Linked DNA regions of Homo sapiens: regions 1, 2 and 4 are each linked to region 3. The links are chromatin contacts, found by Hi-C or POLR2A ChIA-PET in ENCODE. All regions are on one chromosome and are shown on one strand. The core of a region is the stretch at or near the end of the contact, and the rest is flanking DNA. Distances in the headings are between cores, read along the strand shown.

What was found. Hi-C counts contacts between places; a loop is a spot of excess contacts on that map. ChIA-PET counts read pairs that join two places held with the same protein, here RNA polymerase II (POLR2A). Pooled maps may share reads with other maps.
Region 1: POLR2A ChIA-PET joins it to region 3 with 10 read pairs in CD8-positive, alpha-beta memory T cell. The contact joins the enhancer-like site here to the promoter of MIR762HG in region 3. POLR2A ChIA-PET finds 5 or more read pairs at or near these places in 4 of 52 experiments (AG04449, AG04450, CD8-positive, alpha-beta memory T cell and 1 more).
Region 2: a pooled map shows a loop between it and region 3 (11-fold over the local background). The contact joins the promoter of VKORC1 here to the promoter of MIR762HG in region 3. A Hi-C loop is called at or near these places in 8 of 50 pooled maps. POLR2A ChIA-PET finds 5 or more read pairs at or near these places in 2 of 52 experiments (CD4-positive, alpha-beta T cell and H1).
Region 4: a loop to region 3 is called in a pooled map, with 4 times the contacts of the local background. The contact joins the enhancer-like site here to the promoter of MIR762HG in region 3. A Hi-C loop is called at or near these places in 3 of 50 pooled maps. POLR2A ChIA-PET finds 5 or more read pairs at or near these places in 5 of 52 experiments (GM12878, H1, HepG2 and 2 more).

The regions. Positions count from the first base shown.
Region 1 is chr16:31,050,756-31,053,874 of GRCh38, reverse strand. No RefSeq gene overlaps it. Among named protein-coding and RNA genes, the nearest start is that of STX4, 19 kb to the right of the region's middle. Within about 2 kb of position 1,579, at least 2 of the 41 ENCODE cell types and tissues checked have a DNase peak (open chromatin) inside an H3K27ac peak, as active enhancers do.
Region 2 is chr16:31,093,458-31,096,448 of GRCh38, reverse strand. VKORC1 (vitamin K epoxide reductase complex subunit 1) reads left to right here and starts at 1,652. Exons shown (of 3, transcript NM_024006.6): 1 at 1,652-1,892. The coding sequence starts at 1,720. It overlaps LOC124903680 (zinc finger protein ENSP00000375192-like), which reads left to right and starts at 444. Exons shown (of 1, transcript XM_047435012.1): 1 at 444-1,565. The coding sequence starts at 1,071. The coding sequence ends at 1,565. RefSeq lists enhancers at 484-663, 1,179-1,228, 1,279-1,328, 1,359-1,538, 2,719-2,991.
Region 3 is chr16:30,873,999-30,876,986 of GRCh38, reverse strand. MIR762HG (MIR762 host gene) reads right to left here and starts at 1,527. Exons shown (of 3, transcript NR_110942.1): 1 at 1,501-1,527; 2 at 869-957. MIR4519 (microRNA 4519) reads left to right here and starts at 1,664; the gene lies at 1,664-1,721. It also overlaps a transcript of BCL7C not described here. RefSeq lists a silencer at 755-814 and enhancers at 1,135-1,184, 1,215-1,424, 734-1,488, 1,695-1,954, 1,489-2,243 and 1 more.
Region 4 is chr16:30,632,868-30,636,275 of GRCh38, reverse strand. No RefSeq gene overlaps it. Among named protein-coding and RNA genes, the nearest start is that of PRR14, 16 kb to the left of the region's middle. RefSeq lists enhancers at 908-1,858, 1,859-2,810. Within about 2 kb of position 1,920, at least 38 of the 41 ENCODE cell types and tissues checked have a DNase peak (open chromatin) inside an H3K27ac peak, as active enhancers do; they include GM12878, where a contact is called at or near this core.

The sequences.
Region 1 (3,119 bases), core at 330-2,829, 180 kb before region 3:
CTAACACAATGCCTGGCACACAGGTCTTGCTCAATACATATTTTATGAATAAATGAGTGAAGGAGTTAAGTGTGGAATGGCATGGTACAGTAGGCTGAATAGAGAACCCCCCTAAATATGTCTACGTCCTATTCCTGGAATCTGTGAATGTCACGTTATATGGTGAAAGGGATTTTGAAAATGTGAAGGATCCTGAGATGGAGAGATTATTCAGGATTATCCAAGAGGGCGGTATGTAATCATGAACATCCTCCTAAGAGGCACACAGGAGGAATAAGTCTCAGAGGAGAAAGTGGAGTGATGATGAAGGCAGAGATGGATTCATGTGCTTTCCAATGGAGGATGGACCCACCAGCCAAGGAATACAGGTAGCCTTTCTAAACTGAAAGAGGGTGGGGTGCAACGGCTCACACCTGTAATCCCAGACCTTTGGGAGGCTGAGGCAGGAGGATCTCCTGAATCCAGGACTTTGAGACCAGTCTGGGCAATGGAGTGAGACCTCATCTCTACAAAAAATAAACAAAATTAGCAGGGCGTGGTGGCGTGAGCCTGTGGTCCCAGCTACTGAGAAGGCTAACACGGGAGGATCGCCTGAGCCTGGGAGATGGAGGCTGCAGTGAGCTATGATTGCACCACTGCACCCCAGCCTGGGTAACAGAGCGAGACCCTGTCTCAAAAAAAAAAAAAAAAAAAAGAGCTGAAGAAGGCAAGGAAACATTGTCCACCAGAGCCACCAACAAAAACCAGCCCTGCTGACACCAGACATTGGCTCAATGAAACTGATTTTGAACTTCTGACTTCCAGAACTGTAAGAAAGTAAATGTGTGTGGTTTTAAACCACTGAGTGTATGATAATTGGTTAAATCAGTAACAGAAAATTGATACCGTTTGAGGCCAAGGCAGTGGCTCACGCCTATAATCCCAGCACTTTTGGAGGCTGAGGTGGGTGGATCACCTGAGGGCAGGAGTTCAAGACCAGCCTGGCCAACATGGGGAAATCCTGTCTCTACTAAAAATACAAAAATTAGCTGGGCATGGTGGAGCACGCCTGTAATCCCAGCTACTCAGGAGGCTGAGGCAGGAGAATTGCTTGAACCTGGGAGGCAGAGGTTGCAGTGAGCCGAGATGGCAACACTGCACTCCAGCCTAGGGGATAGAGGGAGACTGTCGAAAGAAAGGAACAAAGGAAGGAAGGAATGAAGGAAGGAAGGAAGGAAGGAGGGAGGGAGGGAGGGAGGGAGGGAGGAAGGAAGGAAAGGAAGGAAAAATTGATACAGTTGGGATGGGTTAACATTCAATGTGTGTGGTGGCAACAGCTTATGGTCCCCCAGTATCCATTCTACCCTTCTCCCAGAGTAACTGAACTTTTATCTGGGCAAAAAGCTGCTCAGGGTAGAGATTCTATTTCTCAGCAACACTTTCATCGGGATGTAGCCATATGACTACATCCTGGCTATGGGGATTAGAGCAAAAATGATCTGTACTTCTGAATCATGCTCTTTAGGGCAAAGGGCAAACCATCACCCCTCAGAAGGGCCAGACTGTGGAAGTGGTGGTGAATCATATTGGATCATGTGGGTGAGGGCAACGCCCTAGGGATGGAACAGCAACAAGATAAAAAAGACCTGGAGGGGCAGAGTGGCTCATGCCTGTCATCCCAGAGCTTTGGGAGGGTGAAGCAGGAGGATCACTTGAGGCCAGGAGTTTGAGACCAGCCTGGGCAACATAGTAACACCCCACCTCTACAAAAAAGAAAAAGAAAAATTAGCCAGGCGTGGTGGCATGTGCTTGTAGTCCCTGCTACTTTGTTGGGGCTAAGGCAGGAGAATCGCTGGAGCCCAGGATTTTGAGGTTACAGTGAATTATGATTGCACCACTGCACTCCAGCCTGAATGGTGCAGAAAATTGTCTCTATTAATGGTAGTAATGAATCAATGAATGAATGAATGATACAAAAAATCTGGCTCCTAATGATTTCATGGAAAGATCCATCATACTAACTTGGACTTTTATAGAAGAGAGAAATAAACTTCTATCTTATTTAAGCCACAGTTAATTTGGGTCTCTATTATATGCAACAATACACATACACAAACTAATTCAGAATTTTCACTTACTAACCATTATGATTCTTTTTTGTTTTGTTTTGTTTTTGAGACGGAGTTTTACTCTTGTCGCCCAGGCTGGAGTGCAGTGACACAATCTCGGTTCACTGCAACCTCTGCCTCCAGGGTTCAAACAATTCTTCTGCCTCAGCCTCCCAAGTAGCTGGGATTTCAGGCATCCACCACCACGCCTGGCTAATTTTTTTTTTTTTTTTAGTAGATATGGGTTTCACCATGTTGATTAGGTTGGTCTTGAACTAACCTCAGGTGATCCGCCCCCTCGGCTTCCCAAACTGCTGGGATTACAGGTGTAAGGCACCATGCCTGGCCAAACATTATGTTCTTTTCTCTTTTTTTTTTTTTTTTTTTTTTCAGAGTCTCACTCTCTAGCCCAGGTTAGAGTGCAGTGGCGTGATCTGGGCTCACTGCAACCTCCACCTCCCAGGTTCAAGCGATTCTCCTGCCTCAGCCTCCCGAGTAGGTGGGACTACAGGTGTGCACCATGAGGTGTAGCTAATTTTTGTATTTTTAGTAGAGATGGGGTTTCATGGTGTTGACCAGGCTGGTCTCTCAAGTGATCCACCTGCCTCAGCCACCCAAAGTGTTGGGATTACAGGTGTGAACCACCATGCCCAGCTTTTTTATTTCTTTTTCCCCCCCTTTTTAAAAATAGAGCTAGGATTTTGCCATGTTTCCTAGACTGGTCTCAAACTCCTGGGCTCAAGCAATCCACCCGCCTCTGCCTCCCAAAGTGCTGGGATTACAGGCGTGAGCCCCCGTGCCCGGCCTGGACAGCTTCTTTTTAATGCATCTCAGGATGCATGTGAGATTGATATTTACTAGGCACCATGTTGATGCTAGAAGGTCTGGGCCCCACCAGATGTTTTTACAGTTCCTGTGAGCAGCTGCTACTAGTTGCCAAATGCCAGCAAGAATCAAGAAGACTCGGCTTGGCTGGGCACGGTGGTTCATGCCTGTAATCCCAGCACTTTAGAAGGCCAAAGCTGGCGGATG
Region 2 (2,991 bases), core at 403-2,902, 220 kb before region 3:
TTCCCAGAAGGGTAGGTGCAACAGTAAGGGATCCCTCTGGGAAGTCAAGCAAGAGAAGACCTGAAAAACAACCATTGGCCGGGTGCGGTGGCTCACGCCTATAATCCTAGCATTTTGGGAGGCCGAGGTGGGTGGATCACTTGAGGTCAGGAGTTTAAGACAAGCCTGGCCAACATGGTGAAACCCTGTCTCTACTAAAAATACAAAAATTAGCCAGACATGGTGGCAGGCACCTGTAGTCCAAACTACTTGGGAGGCTGAGGCACGAGAACCACTTGAACCCTGGAGGCGGAAGTTGCAGTGAGCCGAGATGGCACCGCTGCACTCCAGCCTGGGCGACAGAGTGAGACTCCGTCTCAAAATAAGTAAATAAATAAATAAATAACCATTGGGTCTAGCGTCTTGGTGACACCAGCCACTAGGTGTCAGGGCAATGCTGGAGGCAGCAGCTAGTTTATGGCGTGGGCAGCAAGGAAGAAGTGAGGAAGTAGAGACTGGGAGTGTAGAATCTTTCCAAAAACTTGAATGTGGAGGGGTAGATGGGATAATGCCGGGAGAGGAGGCTGGTGAAGGACCTCTTAGTGAAGGGAGATTTGTTGCTGTTTCTGAGATGGGAAAGAGAAACAAGTTGCAGTGTAGATGGGGAGGATGGAGAGGTTGAAGGTGTAGGAGAGATGGGTCACCATCAGATGGGACGTCTGTGAAGGAGAGACCTCATCTGGCCCACAGCTTGGAAAGGAGAGACTGACTGTTGAGTTGATGCAAGCTCAGGTGTTGCCAGGCGGGCGCCATGATAGTAGAGAGGTTAGGATACTGTCAAGGGTGTGTGTGGCCAAAGGAGTGGTTCTGTGAATGTATGGGAGAAAGGGAGACCGACCACCAGGAAGCACTGGTGAGGCAGGACCCGGGAGGATGGGAGGCTGCAGCCCGAATGGTGCCTGAAATAGTTTCAGGGGAAATGCTTGGTTCCCGAATCGGATCGCCGTATTCGCTGGATCCCCTGATCCGCTGGTCTCTAGGTCCCGGATGCTGCAATTCTTACAACAGGACTTGGCATAGGGTAAGCGCAAATGCTGTTAACCACACTAACACACTTTTTTTTTTCTTTTTTTTTTTTGAGACAGAGTCTCACTCTGTCGGCCTGGCTGGAGTGCAGTGGCACGATCTCGGCTCACTGCAACCTCCGGCTCCCCGGCTCAAGCAATTCTCCTGCCTCAGCCTCCCGAGTAGCTGGGATTACAGGCATGTGCCACCACGCCCGGCTAATTTTTGTATTTTTAGTTGAGATGGGGTTTCACCATGTTGGCGAGGCTGGTCTTGAACTCCTGACCTCAGGTAATCCGCCAGCCTCGGCCTCCCAAAGTGCTGGGATTACAAGCGTGAGCCACCGTGCCCGGCCAACAGTTTTTAAATCTGTGGAGACTTCATTTCCCTTGATGCCTTGCAGCCGCGCCGACTACAACTCCCATCATGCCTGGCAGCCGCTGGGGCCGCGATTCCGCACGTCCCTTACCCGCTTCACTAGTCCCGGCATTCTTCGCTGTTTTCCTAACTCGCCCGCTTGACTAGCGCCCTGGAACAGCCATTTGGGTCGTGGAGTGCGAGCACGGCCGGCCAATCGCCGAGTCAGAGGGCCAGGAGGGGCGCGGCCATTCGCCGCCCGGCCCCTGCTCCGTGGCTGGTTTTCTCCGCGGGCGCCTCGGGCGGAACCTGGAGATAATGGGCAGCACCTGGGGGAGCCCTGGCTGGGTGCGGCTCGCTCTTTGCCTGACGGGCTTAGTGCTCTCGCTCTACGCGCTGCACGTGAAGGCGGCGCGCGCCCGGGACCGGGATTACCGCGCGCTCTGCGACGTGGGCACCGCCATCAGCTGTTCGCGCGTCTTCTCCTCCAGGTGTGCACGGGAGTGGGAGGCGTGGGGCCTCGGAGCAGGGCGGCCAGGATGCCAGATGATTATTCTGGAGTCTGGGATCGGTGTGCCCGGGGAACGGACACGGGGCTGGACTGCTCGCGGGGTCGTTGCACAGGGGCTGAGCTACCCAGCGATACTGGTGTTCGAAATAAGAGTGCGAGGCAAGGGACCAGACAGTGCTGGGGACTGGGATTATTCCGGGGACTCGCACGTGAATTGGATGCCAAGGAATAACGGTGACCAGGAAAGGCGGGGAGGCAGGATGGCGGTAGAGATTGACGATGGTCTCAAGGACGGCGCGCAGGTGAAGGGGGGTGTTGGCGATGGCTGCGCCCAGGAACAAGGTGGCCCGGTCTGGCTGTGCGTGATGGCCAGGCGTTAGCATAATGACGGAATACAGAGGAGGCGAGTGAGTGGCCAGGGAGCTGGAGATTCTGGGGTCCAGGGCAAAGATAATCTGCCCCCGACTCCCAGTCTCTGATGCAAAACCGAGTGAACCGTTATACCAGCCTTGCCATTTTAAGAATTACTTAAGGGCCGGGCGCGGTGGCCCACTCCTGTAATCCCAGCACTTTGGGAGGCCGAGGCGGATGGATCACTTGAAGTCAGGAGTTGACCAGCCTGGCCAACATGGTGAAAGCCTGTCTCTACCAAAAATAGAAAAATTAATCGGGCGCTATGGCGGGTGCCTTAATCCCAGCTACTCGGGGGGGCTAAGGCAGGAGAATCGCTTGAACCCGGGAGGCGGAGGTTTCAGTGAGCCGAGATCGCGCCACTGCACTCCAGCCTGGGCCAGAGTGAGACTCCGTCTCAAAAAAAAAAAAAAAAAAAAAAAAAAAGAGACTTACTTAAGGTCTAAGATGAAAAGCAGGGCCTACGGAGTAGCCACGTCCGGGCCTGGTCTGGGGAGAGGGGAGGATAGGGTCAGTGACATGGAATCCTGACGTGGCCAAAGGTGCCCGGTGCCAGGAGATCATCGACCCTTGGACTAGGATGGGAGGTCGGGGAACAGAGGATAGCCCAGGTGGCTTCTTGGAAATCACCTTTCTCGGGCAGGGTCCAAGGCACTGGGTTGACAGTC
Region 3 (2,988 bases), core at 278-2,777:
CCTCACTCCCTGCTCTAGTCATCTTCATCTCATGTCCTGCCCTCCAGCCACATGGGCTTCTTGGTCCCTTCCACACCTGTTTTTGCCCATGGAGTTCTCCCACCAAGTTCCTTATGGTAGAAAAGCCCCTGCTGGATTTGGCCCCTGCCCACCTCTCCTGCCCCTTTCCCCAAGCTTTCTTCCAACTCATGCATAGAACTTCTACCACAAGGAAGCTGGCCAGGCTGTTAGCACTCCCGTTCCCTCTGTCTGTGAAGCCCTTTCCTTCCCTCCACCCTCCCCTTCTCTCTCTTATCTCAGGCTTTGGGTTTGATTTCACCTCCTCCAAGGTTCCCTGACCTTCAAACTAGGTCAGGTCCCTGGTTAGTCACTATACTTCCTCTTTCTCACCTCCTTCATCTCACTTCCCCTGCTAGAATAAGGCCACATCTGTCTCATAATCTCTGTCTTCCTAGGGCCTAGTGTGGTGCCTGGCATACAGTAGGTGCTCATTAATGATAAATGAATGAAAGCAAGCACATCTCCCTTTCTCTACTGGCAAAATCCTAATCCTTTTCTGGTTACATTTCTCCTGTAGCATCCAATTCTGTTCTCGAGACCCAAAAGATCCCTGAGGTCCTGTGATCAATGGAGTTTTAGCTCAGGTCCATTTCACAGTGGGCCCAGGGGATCCCCAGATTCATCCGTGGTTATTTCCCCAGGCACAGAGTGAGTGCACTGGTGGCACAGGCATACCCAGCAAGTGGCATAATCCCCCCCATTAGTTAACTGGGTGTCGCTGTGCATGGCTGTGAAGGCAGGGATGCACCTGGCTGGTGACCCCAGAACCCCTCCGGGTACGGCACAAGGGCAGAGCCCAAGAACTTACTTTCTGTCCTCTTGCATTTGCCTGTGGATTTGCAGTTGGTAATGGCGTTCTTGCCCGGCCCTCCTTTGTTCCTCCAGGCAGCCAGGCAGCTGTGGCGTAGTGAAAGGGCAGGATGCGGGATAGGAATGGAGTTATTCCTGATTCAGACTGATTTGCTCTAACTGTGATTTGGGGCAAGTCCCTTCCCCTGTCTAGACCTTAGCTGGCTGCCGCATCTAAAAAATGGAGCCAATAATCTTTTCCTCGTCTTTGGGGTCATCCATCTTTCAACCACATCAGGAGCAGCGGGAACCAAGTGCAGAGGATGGCCTTAAAAGCAGTATGGGAACCAAATTTTTGTAAAGTAAATATTTTCAACCTTTATATTTTGGAATCACCAGCGGTATTTATTACGTGCACTCTAGGAAATGGAGGCAATGCAATGCCAAAAACAGAAAGTAAAACTGCTGTCCTGTGCCGCGGCCCGGTGGAGGTTTTAATGTCTGTATCTTAAGATCTGGTGAGGGCACGGGTAGGTGCGGCTGGACTGAGTGAAACCAGCCCCGCTGGGCGCCTGGGCCCTTGTCTCAGGGCTGTGCTCGCAGTGGAGGCATCTGCAGCTCGGCACCCAGAGGCCCCGCGACCCTTCCAACCTTTGTGACGCTCCGCGGAGACAAAGGCCGGCGGCGCAGCCTTGGGAAGGGTTAAGGCCACAGACGCAGCCCTGCGCGTGCTAGAGCGGCCGGTGGCGGACTTCCGGTTGGGGCGCGGGCGCGCGCCGCGTGTTCCCGACCCGCCGAGGCTGAGACCTCGGGCAACCTCAGCAGTGCGCAGGGCTGCACTGTCTCCGTCTGCGGCCTGCAGTAAGCGGGTAGGGGATATGTCGCGTGGCCTCGCCTGGTCTGCGGCGGGAAACTCGCATCTAGGCCAGACCCTCCCGCAGGGTCCGCACTCGCGATCTGGGCTGTGGGCAGCATCGTGGCCCCTCGGGGCGTTATAGGGGCGTGAGGATCCCGGGCGAGCTGGGGGCGGGCGGCTTCTTCAGCTCCCTTGCGCCATGGAACCCACTGTATGCCCGTTATGCAGTCAGGAAAGATGAGGCCGGGAAGGAGGGCGTTACGCTGCAACCCCGGAGACCAGCTGTCCCTCGCGTTGCCGCAGTCGGCAGAGGCGTGGCCGGAGCCATTCCCGGTCTCCAGTGCGGCTGCAAGAGCGGGCGCCCGAGGGCGTTCTGCTCCGGGCCTCCACCCGCGAGCTGACCGTGTCAGGCGCGCCACACACGGCGCTTCTCATTCTCTCTCCACCTCGCGAGGCAGAAGCTGCCGTTCCCGTGTCACAGACAGAAAAACAGTCTGGGGTGATTTATCCGGAGTCAAGACTCAGGTCTGTGGCTCAGTCGGGAAGGATAGAAACCCAAGCTTCCTCCGAATGGTTCAGAGACCCGACCAAGTTAAATAATAATGGCCCTGGCTCAGGGGTCTTTAAGTCTTCCCCCCGCCCTCCCCTTTTGTTTTTGTTTTGTTTTGAGACCGCCTCACTGTCCCCCAGGCTGGAGTGCAGCGGTGCGATCTCCGCTCACTGCAGCTTCGACCTCCCGAGGGCTCAGGTGATCCTCCCACCTCAACCTCAGGAGTGTCTGGGACTACAAACACGCGCCACCACGCCCGGCTAATTTTTCTGTTTTTTGTAGAGTCAGGATCTCGCTATGTTGTCCAGGCTGGTCTGGAACTCCTGGGCTCAAGCGATCCTCCTGCCTCGGCCTCTGAAAGTGCTGGGATTACAGGCATGAGCCACCGCACCTGGCTACCCTTTAATTAACTCAAGGAGTTTAATAATTGAATTTAGGCTGGGCTCAGTGGCTCACGCCTGTAATCCTAGCACTTTAAGAGGCCACGTCGGGCAGATCACTTGAGGTCAGGAGTTCAAGACCAGTCTGGCCAACATGGTGAAACCCTGTCTCTACTAAAAATACAAAAATTAGACGGATGTGGTGCCACACACCTGTAATCCCAGCTACTCGGGAGGCTGAGGCAGGAGAATCCCTTGAACCCGGGAGGCAGAGGTTGCAGTGAGCCAAGATCGCACCACTGCACTCTAGCCTGGGCCACAGAGCAAGAATCTGTCTCAAAAAAAAAAAAAAA
Region 4 (3,408 bases), core at 671-3,170, 240 kb after region 3:
ATAAGCAGGGCTCGGTGGCTCACACTTGTACTCCCAGCACTTTGGGAGGCTGAGGTGGGTGGATCACCTGAAGTCAGGAATTCGAGACTAGCCCGGCCAACATGGTGAAACCCTGTCTCTACTAAAAATACAAAAATTAGCCAAGCATGGTAGTGCGCACCTGTAATCCCAGCTACACGGGAAGCTGAAGCAGGAGAATCGCTTGAACCTGGGAGGCAGAGGTTGTAGTGAGCTGAGATCGCATCATTGCACTCCAGCCTAGGCAACAAGAGCGAGACTCCATCTCAAAACAAACAAAACAAACAAACAAACAAAATGCTGCTCACCTCAGAGGACTAGATGGAGAATTTTTTTTTTTTTGAGTCGGAGTTTTGTTCTTGTTGCCCAGGCTGGAGTATAATGGTGCGATCTCAGCTCACTGCAACCTCTGCCTCCCGGGTTCAAGCGATTCTCCTGCCTCAGCCTCCCGAGTAAGTGGGATTACAGGCATGCGTCACCACGCCCGGCTAATTTTGTATTTTTAGTAGAGACGGGGTTTCACAATGTTGGTCGGGCTGGTCTTGAACTCCTCACCTCAGGTGATCCGCCCGCCTCAGACTCCCAGAGTGCTGGGATTACAGGTGTGAACCACCGTGCCCTGCCTGGATGGGGATAGTTTTGTAAACTATAGAGTGCCCCCAATTTTTAGTAAAGTTACAAAGAATTTTCACACATTTTGAGTTTTATGGAGCTAGAATGCACATCACAAATACACCTATTTGAAGTGTACAATTCAATTTTTGTGCTAGCATGAAAATTTTAGTGCACTTTCATGACCACAAAAAGAAACTGCATATTCATTAGCATTCACTCCCCATTCCCCCTAGTCCTTCTTTTTTTCCCTGGGCCATAGCGTCTGGCCAATGAAACGGATTTTTGTGCTAGCGCGGCCACAATCAGTACTAGTACATTTTCATCACCCCAGAAAGAACCTCTGTATTTATTAGCATTCACTCCCCTTTCCCCGAGTCCTTCTATAGATTTGTGTATTCTAGATATTTCATATTTTATAAAACACCTTCACACATTTTTACTTGACTTCCAGGATTTTTCTTTTCTCTCTTTTTTTTTTTTGAGACAGAATTCCGCTCTTGTTGCCCAGGCTGGAGTGCAATGGCGCGATCTCGGCTCACCACAACCTCTGCCTCCCGGGTTAAAGCGATTCTCCTGCCTCAGCCTCCAGAGTAGCTGGGATTACAGGCATGCGCCACTACGCCCGGCTAATTTAGTAGAGACGGGGTTTCTCCATGTTGGTCAGGTTGGTCTCGAAGTGTGATCCGCTCAAAGTGCTGGGATTACAGGCGTGAGCCACCGTGCCCAGTCCAGGAGGATTTTTCTTTGTAAGAACCTTTTACAATGATCTGTGGGGGTCCATCCCTCCTATTTTACAGGAGAAAATAGACGGTTATCTAGGCTTTGTGAGTGCCAAGTTCGCACGCGGCTTTCGACTCCGTGGCTACATTGTCGGGCCGGGATTTCGCGATTTCGAGGAGGGATGCTCGGCCTCCTCCTACTAGCGTGGTTGGGGCCTCGGCCAGGGCCGAGTTCCGCGGGGGAGAGCCCCAGGGTTCTGCCACCGCACCGTTGACCTAGAATGCACGTGGGGACAGCCAAAGGTCCAGTCTCCAGTCTCGGAACCCGCGGGCCCCCGAACACGTCTGCCTGCTTGGTCTTCTTTGAACCCAAGTCCCACCGCCCACCAGGATCCTAATGACGCCGGCCTGGGGAACTCCCACGCACGCGCCGTTCAAACGCCCCGCCCTCCGCGGCCCAATCACCGCACACCTTGTTTGGACGTTCGACCAGAAGCGTCCTATCAGCGAGCGCGATCCTAGAGACTGACCAGGATCCGTGACGCCCGTTCGGGTGGGCAGTGCCAGTGCGCTGAAGGGCAAGCCTCAGGGGAAGCTTGTTCCTTATTTAGTAAGATTAGCTTGACTAAGGGAGCGAAGGGCGTCACACTGCTTTTGGAAACAGGTGGTGAGGCTGGCGTCGCCATGTTTTCTAAGGGACTTTCTCAGGATCAGATCCAAGAGTGGTCCTTTAGGGCTTTTTTTTTTTTTTTTTGAGACGTTGTCTCGCCCTGTCACCCAGGCTGGAGTGCAGTGGCGCGATCTCGGCTCAGTGCAACTTCCGTCTCTCGGGTTCAAGCAATTCTCCTGCCTCAGCCTCCAGGGTAACTGCGATTACAGGCTCCCGCCACCACGCCAGGCTAATTTTTGTATTTTAAGTAGAGACGGGATTTCACCATATTGGCCAGGCTGGTCTTGAACCCCTGACTTCCAGTGATCCGCCAACCTCAGCCTCCCAAAGGGGCTTTTAAATGTAAGGGCCGCGCAGGGGCTCCGGGTAGGGCATGAAAGGTTGGGAGGGGCCCTAGCCATTGTCTTTTTTGTTATTGTTAAGGCTGACTTTTTTTAGGCTGTCGCCCATTCTAGAATGCAGCGGCGTGATCTTGGCTCACTGCAGCCTCGACTTCCCTGGCTCAAGTGATCCTCCCACCTCAGCCTCCCGAGTTGCTGGGACCACAGGTGCCACACCGCGCCCGCTTAATTTTTTTTTCTTTATATATATTTTTTTGTAGTGACGGGGTTTCGAACTCCAGGACTCAACGGAGCCTCCCATCTCAGACTCTGGGTGAGATTATAGGCGTTAACCATGACTCCCTACCCAGTATAAACTCAAACACACCAGGCGCAGCAGCTCACGCCTGTAATCCCAGCACTTTGGGAGGTGAAGGCAGGTGGATCACCTGAAGTCAGGAGTTCGAGACCAGCCTGGCCAACATGGCGAAATCCCGTCTCTACTAACAATAACAAAAATTAGCTGGGCGTGGTGGCAGGCGCCTGTAATACCAGAGATTCAGGAGGCTGAGGCAGGAGAATCGCTTGAACCCAGGAGGTGGAGGTTGCAGCCAGCCAAGATCGTGCCATTGCACTCCAGCTGGGGCAACAAGAGTGAAACTCTGTCTCAAAAAAACAAAAACAAAAGCAAATAAAATATTGCTGGGCGCGGTGGCTCACACCTGTAATCCCAGCAGTTTGGGAGGCCAAGGCGGGCGGATCACTTGAGGTCAGGAGTTTGAAACCAGCCTGGCCAACATGGTAAAAACCTTTTCTCTACTAAAAATACAAAAAAATTAGCCCAGCGTGGCAGTGGATGCCTGTAATCCCAGCTACTTGGGAGGCTGAGACAGGAGAATCCCTTGAACTCGGGAGGTGGAGGTTGCAGTGAGCCGAGATCATGCCATTGCACTCCAGCCCGGGCGACAGAGCGAGACTTTGTCTCAAAAAAAATAAAAAAATAAAAAAACCAAACATTTAAAAAATAAAAAACCAAACGAGGCTGGGCACGGTGGCTCATGCCTCT